2 separate regions of the Homo sapiens genome follow, and region 1 is linked to region 2. A link is a loop called in an ENCODE intact Hi-C map of the cell type or tissue named here. Cell type or tissue: PC-9. All regions are shown on one strand. Links, peaks and the distances in the headings refer to the core of each region. The heading gives the core; the rest is flanking DNA. Region 1 overlaps SH3BP4 (SH3 domain binding protein 4). Region 2 has its middle 150 kb from the start of SH3BP4.

Region 1 (9,207 bases), core at 324-8,323, 72 kb before region 2:
GCCCCACTCCTTGACCTTGTCCCTCCTCACATCTTTCTAGCCAGTAGCCCATGTCTCCTACTTAGTGGAGTAATAAGGCCAGGAGAAATAGGTGTACCTTTATTTTCATGTAACGGCAAAATGACTTTCCCCAAATCACAGAGCTGGAGTTGGGAATCCTGGAGTTAGATCCACCAGGATTAGTACACAATTAGAGGTGCTCAGTCAAGTATCTGAGAGCGTCCAGAATCAGCTCAGCTGGCCTCCTTTTCACTTGCTCGTAGCATGGCCTTACAAAGTTGCAAAGACCTGCTGGAATCAAGGCCTCATATTTCAGAATAATAATGGGAATTCAGGCTGGGCACGGTGGCTCACACCTATACTCTCAGCACTTTGAGAGGCTGAGGCGGGTGGATCACCTGAGGTCAGGAGTTCAAGACCAGCCTGGCCAACATAGTGAAACCCTGTCTGTATTTAAAATACAAAAAAATAACTGGACATGGTGGTGGAGACCTGTAATCCCAGCTACTTGGGAGGCTGAGGCAGGAAATTGCCTGAACCCGGGTGGTGGGGGTTGCAGTGAGCCGAGATCGCATCACTGCACTCCAGCCTGGGTGACACAGTGAGACTCCATCTCGGGCGGTGGGGTGGGGGGTGAGAAGAATGGAAATTCATTTTATAAAAAGCGTTTTTGATTGTAGAAAAATCTTAGGAAAATTAAGAAAATTTTGAAGAGGAAAAGAGCTCTCCATACACTTGCTACCTAGAGATAAAGTTAGCATTCAGTGTGGAATTTACTCTTCTTTTTCTATAAAAGGTATTTTTTTGAAAACAAAGTAGAAGATTTTATTATACAATCTGTGGATTTAAATTTTTAAATATTATGTTGTATGGATTTTCCATTCTATTAAATAGCCTAAGAAGAATTGTAATGGCTGCACAGCTGTTTCTGGAGATTCGGTGCCCTCAAGCTCTGTGTGAGGAACTAGGTTGCTCCCATCTCCATGTCACCAAGCACTTTATCTACGTCTTTGATTTCCTAAAGACGGGTATATTGAGGGACAGTGGGAGGGGAGGAGGGACAGGAATTCTGTCCCCTCTCATTTTCTTAATAAATATTGGTCAAGGATGGATTTTTCATTGCTTTTTTGCTCTAGATATCTCGATTAGTAATTGATGGACATGTGAGCTCTTCAGTAAGGAAATTCATTCATTCATTCACAAATTGTACTCATTGCTTAGAGGCCAGATTCTTGATAAACTGGTGGTTAAAACTGCAGTTGCTCCCTTTCTTTGTGGCTGAAGGTCTGGCTGAGAGGCAGAGGCTAAAACAATAAACTAACGAGTGACACCTTGCAAAGTCATCTCTCCTAAGCGACGCCCTGAGGGCCCATCCACAGTTTGCATGCATGGGGTTGGCAGGTCAGGCATCCTGGGGTGTGTTGGCGCTTTTTCAGCAGATCCACTGGGTGGGCTTTGCTTTCTGCTTGTGGCTTTTTGCAACGACTGTGGCATCCTCATGGCTGCTTTGGCTTCAGGGCTCCACTCACGTCCTCACAGTATGAAATTCCTTGAGCCTCAGACATGGCATGTGTGTGTCACTAATGAGAACTGTTGGTAGAATCAGGAACAGTATTAAACCCTAGAAGCCGCCTCCCCCTCTCCAGCCTCTTCAGATCCAGCATTTTCATCAGGGAAAGCCCCTTTCAATAAAAGTGAGGCCTCAGTTTTCTCATCTGTAAGATGTATGTGTGGGGCTGGCTAGCTCTGCGGTTTTCAGAATGGCACCTAAGATGCACTTTAAAACATTCCTTTGAGTTAATGTGTACTAGAAAAGATCTATCAAGTTGTAAAAAGCGGGTTGATTGATAAAGAAGTATTAATAACAGTTGATTTTTTTTTAAAGAAGATGGTAAGTCAGTGAGTAGTGTTTGGAGGGCACAAATCCTTCCAGTGCCGAAGCTTTGCGGTCTTAAGTGGCAGGTGGGAGCCGGGAGTCTGAGTACAACCCTCTGGCCAGCCCCAGTCAAATGAATGGGCCTCTCTGCTTGCTGCTCTTAAAACGTCTTCAGAGATAGTTGCACTTTTTATTTCTGGTCACTGGCTGGGGACCAGAGCTTGGAAGTATTTCTGGTCTGGGCTGATCACAGGGTCCTGCTTCACAGCCTGTTTGCTGTCAGCCATCTGACACGGGCGGGCCAGCCTTCCCATGTGATTCAAGGGGGCTGACAGCAGCCCATTGCCACAAATGTCTGCCTAAACCCCAGGCTTGATGAGCACTTGACAGGTACACACTGGTGTGTCTGTGAGCTCTTCATGATTCTCAGCGGCAGGGTGAGGGCGGGGAAGGAAGATGTAGGTGAAGAGCTTTGACCCAGGAGCGCACTAGGGAAGCGAGCCAAGGTGTCTGCGGACTTCCAGTCCCATCCACACCCAGAAGACATGGTGGGGGCCCCCACCCCTCTCCTGTGGCATTGGTTTCATGTGTGTGTCTTTCCAGCTTAATGATAAGCAGCCGAGGGAAGGTCCGGGTCCTGCTTTCCCTTGTGTATTTACTGGTCCTGAATGCACGTGATGCTGAATTAATGTCTGAGCGCAACAGTCATCCGTGCCACAGATGGCACCAAGCACCAAGCTTCGGAGGCCCCCGCAGTCTGTGGGAGACAATCCAAGCTTGGGCTGGGCACTGCGCTCAATGCTGGAAAATTATAAAGACAGAGCAGCCAAGTCACCAGCTTTCAAGGAAACGAGTGTAGTTAGGGAACTAAGAAAAAATAACAAGCACGATGAACAGTGCGATGCCTGGGATAAAAGCAGTAAATGCCTAGAGATGATGACGGGTGTCCAGGAGAGCTAGGAAAAGAGGTGGACTTCCATTTGCAAAGGCAAAGGCACTGTTTCAGGGGGTCATTCTCCAATCGGTAGGTTTTGATGTTATAGAAATGGGGAGCCCTGTTGGGTCTTCAAGAAAGTGGGTGGGAAGAAAGGCACAAGGTCTGGAGATGTTTTGGAAGAAACAGTAGCTGTGTTTGGTGAGTGCATGGGATGTACGGAGGAAGGTGTGAAGAATCTGGAAAGCTTAGAATGTCTCCCACAGACTGTGGGGGCCTCTGAAGAGTCTGAAGTAATGGTTGCTTTGAATGCAAGGAGATTCTGGGATCTGTGCAGTGTGCTGAGAACAACCCTACAGAGGGGATGGGGGAGGGATGGGGCCAGGAATAGAGGAAGCAGAGGAGAGGGGAGGCAGGAAAGGGAGGAGGCCAGGTAAGAAGCTCAGGCCTTGAAGAGGGATTCACACGCCCTCCCCTCCTCTTCCTGACCTGTCGGGGGATCCCCAGCCTCAGATGTTCTCAGTCTGGCCAGTGAAAACATCTGGAATCATGACTCCAGCCGCGCTAGCCATCTCACTTTTTACAATAAAAACTGAGCAAGCAAGGAACACCTAGTGACGACTCATGGCCCTTGTTTTCCCCGCATCTCTGGAGTCTGAGTCACCAGCTTGGCACCCACAGTTAAGCCTTGAATGTGTGCAAGTTATAACCCGGTGTCTGGCACAGAGAACCTTAGCGCTCCTTCCCCTCCAGGTCTTCCATTCTTTTGTTGATTTGTCTCCAATACGGGTTCCCTCAAAACCAACTCTCTTCCATTTATTTCTGTCCCTAGTTTTGAGCACAGAGCCTCGTTGCTAGAGCCTGGCACTCCGTAGATGTTCACTAAGGTGACCTCTGTGCGTAGTCCCAGGTAGATGTGGCACCCAGGATATGCCCACCTTTCTCAAACTCAGACTGGAACGTGTGGTCCTGCCCTCGTTCCTCATTTTTTCACCCTGTGGCGTGGTCTTGGCTCTGAATAACCGCTGCTACCTCCTAAATTGAACTCAGTTGTTTAGGGAAATGCACCCAGAGGGGCACTGTGAGTGAGTCTGATCGGCTGGCGTGCCTGTCGGTGGCTGCCCATGCCTTCCGATGGGCCTTGCTGTTTTCTCCCCCAGGAAGAGGCAGCCCGCCCGAGCCCCAGGCAGCATGTTCCTCCTGTGCCCTGGGTGCATTAGGCGAGATCAGGCACGTTCAGGGTGATATGACGATAGACAGTGCTCCAGGAGCATTAGGAAAGGTTCTGCTGATCAGGCTTCTGTAACAGGCGGGGCATCTGCTAAGGTGGCGGGAAAGGTTTGGATTTCACTGCACCTGGGCTGGTCCTCGCCCTGAGTCGTAGCCTTGCATTCCCTGCCAAGCCACGCCCAGAAGCATCCTGGGAGGGACACCAGTCGGGTGTTGACTCTACTTGGGCTGTTGCCCAGACCAGTCGGATCAGGACTAGGAGGCAGATTTCCGTGATTTTGCCTTTGGAGTGAGAGAGGAGGCTGGGGTGTTAACCCCGTGGTCTCCTCGTGGTCCCATCAAGTGACTCTGTGAAAGCCAGGAGTCCCTCCCACCCACCCCAGGCCCCGAAGGCTTCTCCACTATAGCAACGGGGTCCAAAGCTCGGGGTGCTGGGTGTCAGGCCGTCAGTAACAGGAGGACCGACCTGCTGGGGCGGAATGTCTGTGGGTTTTAGGGTCCTCCGGAATGCACTCTTGCTCGCGGAGGGAGATGAGCAGATGTGATGAGTTTCCATCGACAGAGCTGGTGACAGAAATTACAGAGAGCAGGTGGAATCTCCCGCTTTTTGTTTTCTAACCCGGAGGAAATCTGATGAAATCAACATGATACTCCAGAAATTATCATCAAACATGGAGAATGAGTCATTCTAAACAGGGCACACAGGGAATTGGCAGGGGAGGAGCAAGGGCAGCATTTATGCCTCGATCCCCTCCAGGCCAGCTGCTTTCCTTCTGCAGCGTTCAGGTTCGTGGCCGCAGGAGAACGGAGGAGAACGTGAACAGTCTGTGCGCTCAGCCTGAGGTTTCCCTAAGACCTTCTCCGCCCCAGACATGCTCTCGTTAGGTTGGTTTTTCTGGATTGGTTTGTTCTCTAATTGTTCCTTGGGGTAGATCATTGGCAGAGGCCACAGGGAGAATATTCTGTGATCTGGAGTCTATGCGTGGCGTGACAGCAGCCGTAGCGGAGGGGGTGTGTGCGGCTTCTTGAGTTTGCCGCCGGAATCTGTCAGTGATTCCTTCTGTATGCAGTGATGTTGTCTGTTCAGACGCTGCCCTCTTGGTTCCTGGGGAGGAGCCAAGAGCAGCCTCTTTTGTCTCTGGATGAATCAGCCTTTGCACAGAAAAAGGAAAAACTTATCAGTTATGAGCTCAAATGCGCCTTCCTGTCTTCCTAGACCTGACCCCGGCTGGGAGGTGAAGAGGTGAGATGGAGCCTGCTCTTCTAGGGGGTCTTGAGATCCAGTGGTGGCTGTCCTGCCCAGGGTGGGCCCTGCAACTGCAGGCTGTCCTGGAGAAGTGACCACTGGGACCTGCTGAGTAGACGGTGGTCAAGCTTGTTGGGCTGTCCAGGTAAACCCGAGGTGCCCACCAAGGGAACCTGTTGGTGTTTTGAGAATGTGTGGCTTAGGTTTCAGGAACAGAGTAGAATTCCTAAATTCAGTCTCCTGAGTATAATCCTATCACATCAGCCATTTGGCTCCCTTAAAGATTATCCCAGAGATACCTACCGAGTTACCTCTGAAACAGTCATCTTTGTTGAAACCGAATTCGTTCATTCATTCGGGTTTGAGAGCCAACCATGCACATGACAGGAGCAGAAAAAGACAAACAGATGGTCTTATGTCCTGGGAATGCTCAGATTCTCATGGAGAAATTGGGCCAGGGACAAGTCTGTGCATGGTGTGTCTAGCGGTGGTAAAGGGCAGAGAAAGAGGATGGGGTGAGGGCCGGTTGTGTTGACATTTGAGCAAAGACCTGAATGAAGTGAGGGGATGAGAGCATCTCGTGTCTAGGCTGGGGCCTTCTGGGCTGAGAGCACTGCATGTGCAAAGGCCCCGTGGTGGGAGGGGCTTGGTACCTGGGGAACTTCATGGAGACCAGAAGAGTCAAGTGGAGGAAGGCAGAGAACAGCAGGAAATGGGACAGGGGCTGATGATGTTGGGCTTCTAGGGCACTGGAAGCTGCTGATGAGAGCCCAGGAGCCTTTGGAGGGTTTCAAACAGAGTCTGGAGGGTGTCTGACTGACTTTTCAAAATGTTCCGGCTGCTAATTGAGGGGTGGACTCCAGGCCGCAGGCAGGCCTGCTGGAGAGGAGCTGATGACTGTAATTGCATCGAGAGATGACGGTGGTGTGGATGTGCTGGGGAGAGGTCAGCCAGAGGTTGTGTTCTGCAGGTGGAGCCACCAGGAGTGCATGAGAGAGGGACGGGGCAGGGAAGACGGAGAGGGATGCTGGGCTTCTTGGATGGCTGGATGGAGCTGCCGTGCATGGCTGAGATGGGTGAGGCCAGGGGCAGGGGTTTGGGGCAAGCTCCAGAGTTGGCTTTGGATCCAGGAAATTCAAGATGCACCTTAGGTACTGAAGGGAGCGCTTGGTGGGCAGGTGGGTGTCTGAGTCTGAGGTTCAGGAACCACTTGTTAAAAGAATGGGAATGCAGCCATGTCCACCTGTGCTTTGAGGGGGCTCAGGCTGCCTGGGCATTTGAGTTGGTGGCTCCTTAGCAGTTTTCCTAGCCAAGGGGAGATAGCCACACCCACAAACACACCATTCTCTCTCATGGCACGTGCCTGGGAAGGTAGCTAATGTATGTTTCCTAATATTTTCTAATCTTAAAAATGTTTTATTGTGCACATTTTCATACAAGTACATAATTTTAGGAAAGATAGCATAATGAACCTTCGGGAGCTCATTATAAAGTCAATCACAGCATTGTGCCTTTTACTCCTTTTCTAATAAAGCAAGGACCAGTTCACGGGTGCGGCACTCGGGATGGGCGAGTCGGATCTGAGGCTCTGGGCCGTGGGCTCTGGGCTACCTGTGCTCCACAGTCCATGCACTGATGGGTCACTCTAGGACCTCACAGGGCTGGGAATCAGCGGAGCTAAGAGATGAGGAGAGAGAAGATGGGCTTCCTGGAAGCTTGGGTGAGGTTGAAGGAACAATGCAGAGGTGGACGGTGTTGGGCCAGCTGGAGACACAGCAAGTTCCAGCGAATGTGGCCAGTGATTGATTGAAGGGTTGAGATCGGCAATATGTAACCCTGGAGGTACAGGTGGAGACTGAGTAGTGGGGGTCTTTTCATCTCAGGCCAGGGGAGAGCAGACTGATTTTTTTAAAAGCGGTGAGCACTGTCCAGAAGTGTTGTAGCAGGGCAGCAGCATGGCTTTGAGAAAATCAAGGGCTCACCAGAGGTGGATGGTGAGGAGCTTGAGGAGCTCCAGGGGCCCAGCAGCCACTGGCAGCGAAGGCCTGAGCAACTCTGGGCGTGGGAAGAAATAGTTAGCAAGACTGGGAGCAGAGAGTGTTTTGTCAGGCTCACATCTTGGCTGCGTTACCCTGGGCAAGTTGCTTTAGTGATCTCTCCAAGCCCGTTTTCATGGAATCTGTAAAGTGCAGCCAAGTCTGGTACCTGCTGCCTAGGGCCCTTGAGGACGCAGTGGGATGGTGCCTGGTGGAGCTATGAGCGCAGCCTGTGCTGTAAGGGGAGGACACATAACCGTCAGCGTCCACGTCTGTTGTTAGATGCCGTTAGAATCCATCGGGGGAAGTGGGTGATCCAGGGGAGATTGAGAGGTTATCACCCAGAGGTGGCCAGTGAGCGTGGCCACACCAGGCTGAGCTGGGAGGAGGAGGAGGGGTGGGAGGGGAGAGGATTCTGCTGTAGGAAAGAGGACAGAGCTGACATCCCAGTGAGGAGCACACAGGGCAGCCCTGGGATGCTGGCTGCATTCTCCATCCCGTGCCAGCCCCCTGTAGATGCAGTGGTGTCTGGAGGAGCAGAGCTTCCCTTTCAGCCCTCGGTGTGACTCCACCTGCTCAGGAAGGTTTTGGGAGTGGAGAGCCCTCTGCACTCAGTCCACACCAGGGCTGGCTGCCCTCTTTCTGTACTGTAAAAACGGCCCCAAGGGTGCGGACAGGGGGCACCTCTGTTACTCACCCCTGAATGTCTGGATGGGTGTTACAGCTACACTCAAGGATGGCCTCCCTCTGGCCCTGGGGAGGAAGCTGTCAGTCTGGGGATTTACAGAGCATTGAGGACCACAGGACACACGTCTCCCACCTGCTATGTGGAGGGGAGGGCTGCCTGTGAGTGAGCTCAGTGGTGCCCGTGGGAACATGATGGCTTCTGGGCCCTGGGAGTGGGACTTCCCTGCTTGGCTTCTCTCGGCCTGAAAAGGGGAGAGGGTGGCAGAGTCCACAGTTGTTGACTCGTCTTCCTTGAATGGTTTCCTCTATGGGGAGAGGACTGCAGATCTCTTTCTAGAACTGCAAACACTTTAGCTTTTTGTCTCATCACTGGTTCAGGGGAGTGGCCATACCCCATCATCAATAATAAACACACACACTGGTGCATCTCCAGAAAGCACGTGTGCAGTTCTGTGACTTCTTTCTTCTGCTCCCAGGGCGCTGGAGGCCATATGTCAGTAGTTTTCAAAGAAAACGACATTGCTGCTTCCATCTTGCCCTTTTCTACAGCCAGAGTTCTCCTCCTCAATCGGAAAGCTGCAGTGGCTTCCCAGGGTCTCCTGGACAAGACTGACCCTTCACCACCGCGTTCCGCCAGCTTACCTGGCCTCCCGCCTTTGCTGTGGGCTCCACCACAGCCCCTCCATCCCTCTAGCCCCTCCACACTTGCAGGGCCAGGTCTTCACTGTGCCCACCTGTTCTTAGGCCTTCCACAGGCCTCTGGGCCTCCTCCTTCTCACTGAACACTCACTGGCATCTCACCCTCTATGGGCAGCTCTCTGGGCCCCACTAGGTGGCCAGTCGTGCTCTCCAGGTAACAGTTCCTGTTACCGCCCTAGGCCCCACCAGGGCTGGCGATGCCCTGAGCAGCCTGCGTGGAGCCCCAGATGCCTGATGCCCATCTCTGCTGACAGCTTTGCAGAGCCAGGACATGCCTGGAAGCTTTTGGGAATGCCTCCCTCTTGTGCCCAGATGGACTTTTTGTTAACCCTCCATGAAATAATTCCTCCTGGCATGAATGTGAAACCAGGCAATGCTATAGTCATGAGGCGGCGCGGTGGCCGAGGTGGCCGAGGCAACCCTTTCCCTTCTGCAGGAGAGTTGTGGGCCCAGTGGGAAGAGCACACATTGGTGATTAACAGGAGTCTTCGTTTGGCCA
Region 2 (9,207 bases), core at 822-8,821:
TCTAGTCTCCCTTTTATTGTCACTGTAAATGCTAATAAAATGTTCAATAAATGCTGATTTATTTAATAAATGGATTGATTTATTTAATAAAAGGACTGATTTATTTAATAAAATATTGAGCCTATATTTATTAAATATATTTATTAAATTTATTAACTGTATTTCATGTATTTATTAAATTTATTAGATATATTTAATAAATATAGGCTCAATATTTTTGACTGAAAATGACTAAATACCAGTGAGGGCAAAAGGCAGACTGTATGTGAAAGCACTTTAAGATAAATATGCTTTATAAATACAAGTGATTGTAAATTACCCAGCGGGATTTCATTCTAACACTGGCCACACATGGGACAGGACTTACATCCAAACCATGACCCAAGTCTGCTTTATGGGTTTCATGGTTGTAAGCAGTTTCTCACTCACGCCTTCACTTTATCCTCATAGCGCTGTAGGTAGGGCAAGGTGGGAACTAAGGTTTGAATGTTGTGTTGTGTTATTTGTATTTGATTCAAGAATGCCTTAACCTTGATTTGCCAATCTCCTCTTTTTTCCCTTCTTCTCCCCTCACTCTTTAGCATGGGACTCCTGTGGGAGCAAAATACAAAAACAAAATAAAAATACAATTACCAACTGACAGGAATCAATTATTTAAAATTAGCACACGCCTACTGTCTATGGACATCCATCGTCCAAAAACAAACAAACAAAAATGAACCTTGACCTAAACCTCACACCATATACAATTATCTCAGAATGGATCATGGACTTAAACATAAAACATAGAACTATAAACTTTTGAAAAAAACCCAAGGAGAGAATCTTTGAAATCCGGGGCTAGTCAGAGTTCTTTGACTTGACACCAAATCACCATCCACAATAGAGGAAATTGATCAATTGGGCCTCGTGATAGTTAAAGATGTTTGCTCTCTGACAGACCACATTAAGAGACTGAAGAAACAAGCTGTAGACTGGGAAAGAATATTTGCAAAGCACGTATCTGACAAAGGACTTGCCTCTAGAATACATGAAGAACTCTTACAGTGATGATATGCAGATGGCAAATAAGCGCATGAAAGGCTGAACAACATGATCAGCCAGAAAAATGTAAAATAAAACCAGAATAGGATGGGAGACACACCTGCCAGAGTAGCTAACATAAAAATAACGACCATGCCAAATGTTGACAAGGATGAGAAGAAGCTGGGTCACTCATATGTGACTGGTGGGAATGTGAAATGGTACAGATCCTCTGGAAAAGAGGATGAGTCATTTCTTACAAAACCAAGCATGAACTTGCCATATGGCCCAGCAGTTGTACCCTTGGGTATTTAACCCTAAGAAATGAGAACTTTTATTCACACAAAAACTTGTTCATCAGTGTTCATTATAGACTTGTTTGTGATAGCCAAAAACTGGAAACAGTCAAAGTAATCCATCATGGGTGTATGGTTAAAAAACTGTGGTAAGGCCGGGCATAGTGGCTCACACTGGTAATCCCAGCACTTTGGGAGGCCGAGATGGGAAGATCACTTGAAGCCAGGATCACTTGAGCTCAGGAGTTCAAGACCAGCCTGGGCAACATGGCAAAACCCTGTCTCTACAGAAAATACAGAAATTAGCCAGGCGTGGTGGCACATGCCTGTGGTCCCAGCTACTCAGGAGGCTGAGGTGGGAGGATGGCTTGAGCCCAGGAGATAGAGGTTGCAATAAGCCAAGGTCGCCCCACCGCACTTCAGCCTGGGTGACAGAGTAATGCCCTGTCTCAAAAACAAACAAAAAATCTGTGGTGCATCCATACCATGGCGTACTACTCAGCAATTAAAAAAACTCAAACTATTAATGCATACAACAAACCACTTGGAAGGATCTCAAGGGAATTATGCTGAGTGGGGAAAGCCAACCCTGAAAGGTCACACATTGTCTCATTTCATTTCTATGGCACTCTTGAAGGGAGGAAATCACAGAAGTGGAGTACAGATTACTGATTGTCAGAGACTATCTTCCAAGGTAGCACAAGGGATCATTGAAATGAAATTTTTCTGTATCTTGACTATAGGGGTGCTCACATGTATCTACATATGTGATAAATTTACATCTGACTAAACACACACACACACGCAAACGCATTTCACAATGAATGAAATCTGGAAAAGGTTAGTATTAGTTTGCCAAGGCTACTGTAAAGAATTATCCCAACTGGGTGGCTTAAAACAGCAAAAGTTTATTCTATTGTGGTGTTTTGAGGCAAAAGTCTGAAATAAAGGTGTCGGCAGGGCTGGCTCCTTCCGAAAGCTCTAGGGAAGAAGCCCAGACTTTTTAAGCTTCTGGAAGCTCTGGGTTCCCTGACTGATGGCAGCACCCCTCCAATCTCTGCCTCTGCCTTCACAGGGCTGTCTTCCCCGTGTCTCTCTGTGTATCAGCGTCATTTTTCTGGTGGTGTGATATTGCCTTATACTATAGTTATGCTACCCTTGGGGAAGTTGGACGAAAGTTATATGAGATCTCTCTGCAGTATTTCTTACAACTGCATATGAATGTGCAAGCATCCAAACTAAAAAGGTATTGTTGTTTTTTTAAGTTGGCATATGGAGAGGCTGAGCAGGGAGGGATGCACAGGTCCTGGCGTCTGCTTGGCTGCAGGGCAGAGGGAGACATGGAAAGTAGCATCCAAGTTTCATGCCTGGATGATGGGAGATGGGCTGTACAAGGACACCACAGAGGACAGGGAAGGAGGACCACACCAGAGCCAGACCAGAGGACCAGTGGTCGGCATGATGGCTTCAGGAACTACAAGCGTGAATTTCTTTGGGATGCAAGTAACACCAGCCAGCTTAAGCAGAAATGGGGAGTTTCCTATAAGATCACAGAGAGGAACCATTGAAGCTAATGGCAGAAATGCAACTGGACCTCAGGAAAGGCCAGTGCCGGGCACGGGAGGCCAGTGGGCACCTAGGGAGAACATGCTGGCTTTCTATTTGATTTCAATCCAGTTCCTTGACAGGACAGCCATCTCTATCCCTTAGTCCAACTGCTGTCGAGAAAATGGCTGTCCCGAGCTCTGAAGTTCACATGTTATCATTTCAGCCACTGGAAGAAACTGCCCTTTTATTATTAGTCCTAGTCTCAAATTCCCAGATAAAAGGTTCTGACTGGCTCTCTTGGGGCCAGGTGCCATCTCCACTGTGGCCAGAAGACAGGATTATTTTACACACACATGGTCAGAGCTCTCCAGAGAGCAACAGCTTAGGGAGGTCATTTTGAGCGGAACAGATATCCCCAAATGTATTCTCTGTCTACCACAAAAGTCTTTAAAGCACCTTATACTCAGTTCCATACACTTATTAGAGAAATAGAATTAGCCAGATTTTTTTTTCAATAAAGGCATCTCTATATATTTTTTTCAACCATCACATTTTAGACGGACTTTCAACAACAGTAACTGAAACAAACATTTAGATTGGCTTTTATGTAACCATAAATTAAATTAACCAAAGAATCAACTCCCCAAACATTCTTAGAGTCAGAGTTTTATTTTATTATAAATCTAGATCTATGAAAGCAGAAACCATACTCTTCTAGATTGATAACAATTACTCACAATCCCTTAAGCTTTCTAAAATCATTTATTACTCTGATAAAAATAATTCAACTGGAGATGAACACGGTAGAACAACCTCTTAGTGCAAAGCCATTTTTTAAAATAGAGCAATACTGTTTCCTCTTAGAGACAAACACAATAGTAAATGCAAACATTAGCAGATTGTGGTAATTTATAACCTGAGTTATTGTCTGGGAGATTTGCTGTAACAAGTGGGTGACCCGCTAGAGGTCAGATGACAGTAACTTGAGCAGAGAGAAAACTGTGAGATTCAGAGCCAGGTATTAAGCATCAAAGGAAAGCTAAGAAACCAGGAACAGGAAAGGAGCCTCTTCTTCCCTTCTTTTGTACAAAAAACCCTCAGAGGAGGATTTTCCTTCTTGTAAGAGCATTTATGGAGCTGAGTCACAAATGCCACGCAGGTACATGCTGAATAAATAAATAGGTCCTCGAAGCATCTGCTTCCTAGATTTGGGATTTGTTGATTTAGTCCCACAGTTGTGCCTCCTGGTGATTTTTCATTAATCGAGAGCTCCAGAACCAAACGAACTTTGTATTCTTTTCAAAATATCAAAGTGGAAAGCGGGGTTTCTGGAAGCTCTTTGATTCTAAACCCATCTTCCTTCCCTTTCGGGGCATCCACTATTGAAGGAGGCAGACGGTCAGCCCAGGGAGGACAGGGCTGAAAAGCAAGGAGGAAGAGTCTCGAAGTTGCAGGCACCGTGTCACTAGCACATGTGGTGGAAGATGGTTTTGGGAAATAAGAGCTTTGGGCAACCTCAAGAGTGAACTCTGCCAGTGTTTTGGCAGTTAGGGATGTGGATGATATAAAATGAAATCACATTCCAAGCATACCATTTCTGGTGGAGAGTAAATATACTCAGTAAAGCCAGGTTCAAAGAGGAATCTGTATAATGTCCGAATGAAATATGAAGTAGTGGTGAAATATTTAAAGGTCAACTTGTGTGCACAACAAAATTTGTGTGAAGTTTTTCTCAGAAATCATGTAAGAAGTGAACTAAAAAGAATTCCAGTGAGATGCTGGAATTCCAATGAAAATGAATGGTGTGGGAGGCAGAATTCTAAGGTGGCCCAGGAGATGTCTGCCCCCAGGCGCACATATCGTGTGCAATCCCCCTGCATTTCACCTCGGAATTGAGGAACAGACACTCCTTAGGCTAGGCTTTGTTATACAACAAAGGTTAGTCATTCCTGTGATTATGTTTTGTCATATAAGACTCCAAGACCAGCCAGTTGGCCTTGAAGACCAACCAAACAGCTGTGCAGTGAGCTACCATGTCCTAAAAGGGCCATTTGGCTGGGACTTCAGGAACGCTCTAGGAGTTGAGAGTGACCCCCAGTTGACAGCCAGCAAGAAAACAGGGACTTCAGTGCTGCAGCCTCGTGGTACTGGATTCTGCCAACAACTACATGAGCTTTGAGGACCCAGAGGCTTACAAAAGAACCACAGCCCCTACAGTGACACCTTGAGTTCAGTCTGGTGACCCCCTGGACAGAGGACCCAGTTAACCTGTCTGGAGACTCCTGACTTACAGAAACTGTGAGATAATACATTTGTGCCGTTGCTGTATATTCTCATGTAGTAAAATAAAGACATAAATAAATTTATGTTGCTTTAAGCCACTGAGTTTGTGCCAATTTGTTATACAAGCATAGAAAACGAATGCAGATCATATCAGAATAGAAATCAGTATAGCTGACCTCAGTAAGAGTTTTAAAAAGAATTTTATGCATCTGTCATAGAATAAAGGATTGCTGGTATTGGGTTAAAAACTTGAGAACCCTGAATGCATCATTTAAAAGAACTAGCACTGTGCTGGGGGTCAAAGAACATGGCCGTGCCAGGCTAACGGAGACAAGTCACTTCATTGCTAAGCATGTTAGTGTTAGGCCCTGTTCAATGAGGAGATGCAGCAAAATTGCTCCTTAAGTTTCCTGTTAGTTTCAAAACACGATGCCAATAATTTCCAAGTTTGTCTCTTTCAATTACAAAAGCGATGAATATTAACGTTCATTTTCCCGTGTAAACCCTTGCAGTAGTCAGCCTCCTTGGTTTATTTTTTAAAAGGCCAAATTATGTGGTCTTGTCAGCGTCTCCACCTTGTCTTTTATCCCTCCATTCTCACTTACTCCAGCTAAGCCGACAGCTTTGCAGGGTTCTTTTTCTTGTGTAGGTGTGTGCACCTTTATGCACCTGTGTATCCACCAAGGGGCCCTGGCACATCACAAGTTAGTGGTCTGGGAAAAGTTCCCTAACCTCTTTGTGTCTCCCCTTTCTGGTGTATAAAATGGAGGTAATAATACCTTCCTGTCTTCTGTATAGGATCGTTCGTTCATTCAGCACACATTTTTTAAGGACCTACACTGCTGTCACCTACTCTTTAGGTGCTGGAGATGCAGCAACGAACATACTACACAAAATCACCTGCCCTGTGGAGCTCATATTCTATAGCAGATGGTCCATGAAGTCCTCTTTGAGGAGATGAAATGTGCGGCAAGATCTGAATGTAGGCAGGTAGGGGCCACACAGACCCCTGGGGTGACGACATCCAGGACAGGGACAGCACAAGCTTAGGCCAAGGCATGCTATAATCAGTGCCTCCAGCTTGCTGTGCAGCTCAGAGAAAGTCACTCTGCCCCTCTGAGCCACCTTTCTCTCATTTGTATGAGACAGTCAGTGATTTTCACCCTGGAGATTTGGACCTCTAGAAGGCCCGTCAAGAAAGTAATGCAGGCTGGGTGTGGTGCCTCACACCTGTAATTCTGGCATTTTGGGAGGCCAAGGTGGGAGGAAGGCTTTAGGTCAGGAATTCAAGACCAGTCTGGACAACATAGGGCGATCCCATCTCTACAAAAAAGAAAAAAAAATTAGCTAGGCATGTTGGCTTACCAGTAGTCCCAGCTACTCAGGAGGCCAAGGTGGGAGGATTGCTTTGCACCCAGGAGTTCGGGGTTGCAATGAGTTATGATCATGCCACTGCACTCTACCCTGGACGACAGAGCAAGGCCTTGTCTCACAAAAATAAACAGAGAGAGAGAGAGAGAAAGAGATGAAGGAAGGAAGGGAGTGGGGAGGGAAGGAAGGGAGTGAGGAGGGAAGGAAGGAAAGAAGCAAGATCAAGAAGGAAGTCTCGTTATACAAATAAAGACAGCCCAGTTTCAACATTTTAAATGTGACTTTTTTGTTGTTTTTGGATGGAATCATATCAACTCTCTAACACCAGTTATAATATAATGATCTTCAGCCATGCAGCTGAGGAATTAAAAATGGAGAAGTAATTATTTCAGAATAAGAACACATTTTAAATGGAGGCTCTTTTTTTCCTTTCCTATTTGTTTTTAAATTTCTATAGGTTTTAGGGGAACAGGTGATGTTTGGTTACATGAATAAGTTCTATAGCAGTGATTTCGGAGATTTTGGTGTGCCCATCACCCAAGCAGTGTATACTGTACTCCCTCACTCCCCCGACCCTTTCCCCCAAGTCCCCAAAGTCCGTTGTGTCATTCTTATGCCTTTGCATCCTCATAGCTTAGCTCCCACTTGTGAGTGTGAACATACAATGTTTGGTTTTCCATTCCTGAGTTACTTCACTTAGAATAATAGTCTCCAAATCCATCCAGGTAACTTCAAATGCCATTATTTTATTCCTTTTTATAACTGAGTAGTATTCTGTTATATATATATAATTTACAAAGCCAGAGAGCAGTTTCTTCTGCTCGCTGGTAGCTCCTGCCCTGTGTCTTTTGGTCACATTCCTCTTTAGGGTAGGTGGGTGTTTCTTGGTCTGGGAACTAAGTGCCTTCAGACAAAAGTGGTACCTTTGGCCCCATCAATTGCATTTGTAGATGAAGGGCCTCAGTTAAAGATGTGTTTTCAGGATATGGTGCTCTGCAGTGAGAGAGCAAAAGTTTTTCCTGAGGTTGGAAAATGATGACCCGCTGGAGCTGGGATATTATATATACATAATATATATATACCACAATTTCTTTATTCACTTGTTGGTTGATGGGCATTTGGGCTGGTAAGTGGAGGCTCTTTTTAAGTGGAGGCTCACATGCACAGGCTCCGTGGGAAAGAGAACTTGGGGACCATAGGGCCAAGGAGGTTTGGAGGCCTCCCAGCTCCAGCTGGTCATCATTTTTCAACCTCAGGAAAAACTTTTGCTCTCTCACTGCAGAACACCATATCCTGAAAACACGTCTTTAACCGAGGCCCTCCATCTACAAATGCAATTGATGGGGCCAAAGGTACCACTTTTGTCTGAAGGCGCTTAGTTCCCAGACCAAGAAACACCCATCTACCCTAAAGAGGAATGCCAACAAAAGACACAGGGCAGGAGCTATCAGCAAGCAGAAGAAACTGCTCCCTGGCTTTGTAAATTCTGATTTCTGCAGCTACTGGAGTCTGGGAAATAGCTTCTAAACGTCCTCCTACTCTGCCTCCCCCCTCTCTCGATGAAAGAGACTGAGGGTCCAACAAAGAAATGCCAGCATCATTCAAGGGAGTTGAAGCCCCCGTTAGCAAGGCAGTCTGCTCGGACTGGGAGCAGTGGCACACATTCTGTTCTCAGGGACGTTGCTGCCTGAATTCACGTTTCCTGGAGGATGCTACGGGCTGAGTCCTCTAGCCAGGAACGGGATGCTTCATCTGGAAGTTTTTAGGAGCCCTTCCTCTCAATAGGATGTTATTGTACCAGAGAATTGCCTCAAGCCAGTGCTCTCTCTTGGAACTGTTTTCTATTTTTTTCAACTTTGTTTTACACTGGACTGGCACACAGGGAGGCAAAGATCTCATCAAGGCACTTCCAGTGACTTTAAACAGCCACACAATATGGGCCCCAGTTTCAGCTGCTGCTTTGGCCCTTGGCGACGGAGGATAACGTTTAAGCCAATATACGCTGAAGTTTGGGCTTTGCTCATAAGTGTTTCTATTTAAGGGAAGGGGATGTGGATGATGCCAACAGTTACGGATGGAAAAGGAAGATTATACACCAGGAAAACTCATTTCCAAGGAAGCAGCCTGTGCACGTGGCTTCCCGGGCTGCGGCTGGGTTCTGAGTGCGGGCAGCAGCTGGGGAGGGCACACCACTGACCTGCCAACCCCAGGGACAAATGTGCTCCTGCCCAGAGCAAATCTGTAGCTCCTTCGATTTCTTTACTTGGATTATCGGAATCAAATGCACTTGCTTTTCTTTCTCCCTCTCCTTCTTTCTTAAAATGCTTTTCCAAAGACATTTGTCTTCCACGAACCACTGTCTGCTATTTGTACCACTGGACTTTTTAGTCTCTTGCTAATTTTTTCTTTCTTTAACATCCTATGAATGATTCATGTCTTGGGTGCCCAGTCCTCCCAAACAGCACACATTGGTATAAATGAAATGTGAGAGTAACAGCCAAGTACTCATGCGCTCCTGGTTCTGAGGCCCTGTACTTTGCAGCTAGAGTCCCTTTCCCCGTGTACAAGCAGGTATTTTAACCCCAGTATTTCTGCTAAGTCAACCGGCCTCCAGAGATATTAGGACATTAAGACTTTGTCTAGTCCCACAGCTAGTTGGAAATACGGGGTGAAATCTTCTTCCAAG

The links. Hi-C counts contacts between places; a loop is a spot of excess contacts. Peaks named below come from ENCODE experiments on the same cell type or tissue, not always from the same donor. Only the 100,000 strongest peaks of a DNase experiment are listed, where the experiment ranks them.
Region 1: a loop joins it to region 2, with 4 times the contacts of the local background. A loop is called at or near these places in 3 of 110 quality-filtered maps.

The regions. Positions count from the first base shown.
Region 1 is chr2:235,022,931-235,032,137 of GRCh38, forward strand. The region is part of intron 2 of SH3BP4 (SH3 domain binding protein 4); the gene reads left to right. Among named protein-coding and RNA genes, the nearest start is that of SH3BP4, 76 kb to the left of the region's middle. RefSeq lists an enhancer at 8,230-8,858. In PC-9, for the core only: no CTCF peak of the experiment used is centred there; DNase peaks (open chromatin) are centred at 1,311, 3,461, 4,191 and 4,731; H3K4me3 peaks cover 2,497 bases; H3K27ac peaks cover 6,112 bases.
Region 2 is chr2:235,094,528-235,103,734 of GRCh38, forward strand. No RefSeq gene overlaps it. Among named protein-coding and RNA genes, the nearest start is that of SH3BP4, 150 kb to the left of the region's middle. In PC-9, for the core only: no CTCF peak of the experiment used is centred there; DNase peaks (open chromatin) are centred at 3,944, 4,464 and 4,814; H3K27ac peaks cover 1,507 bases.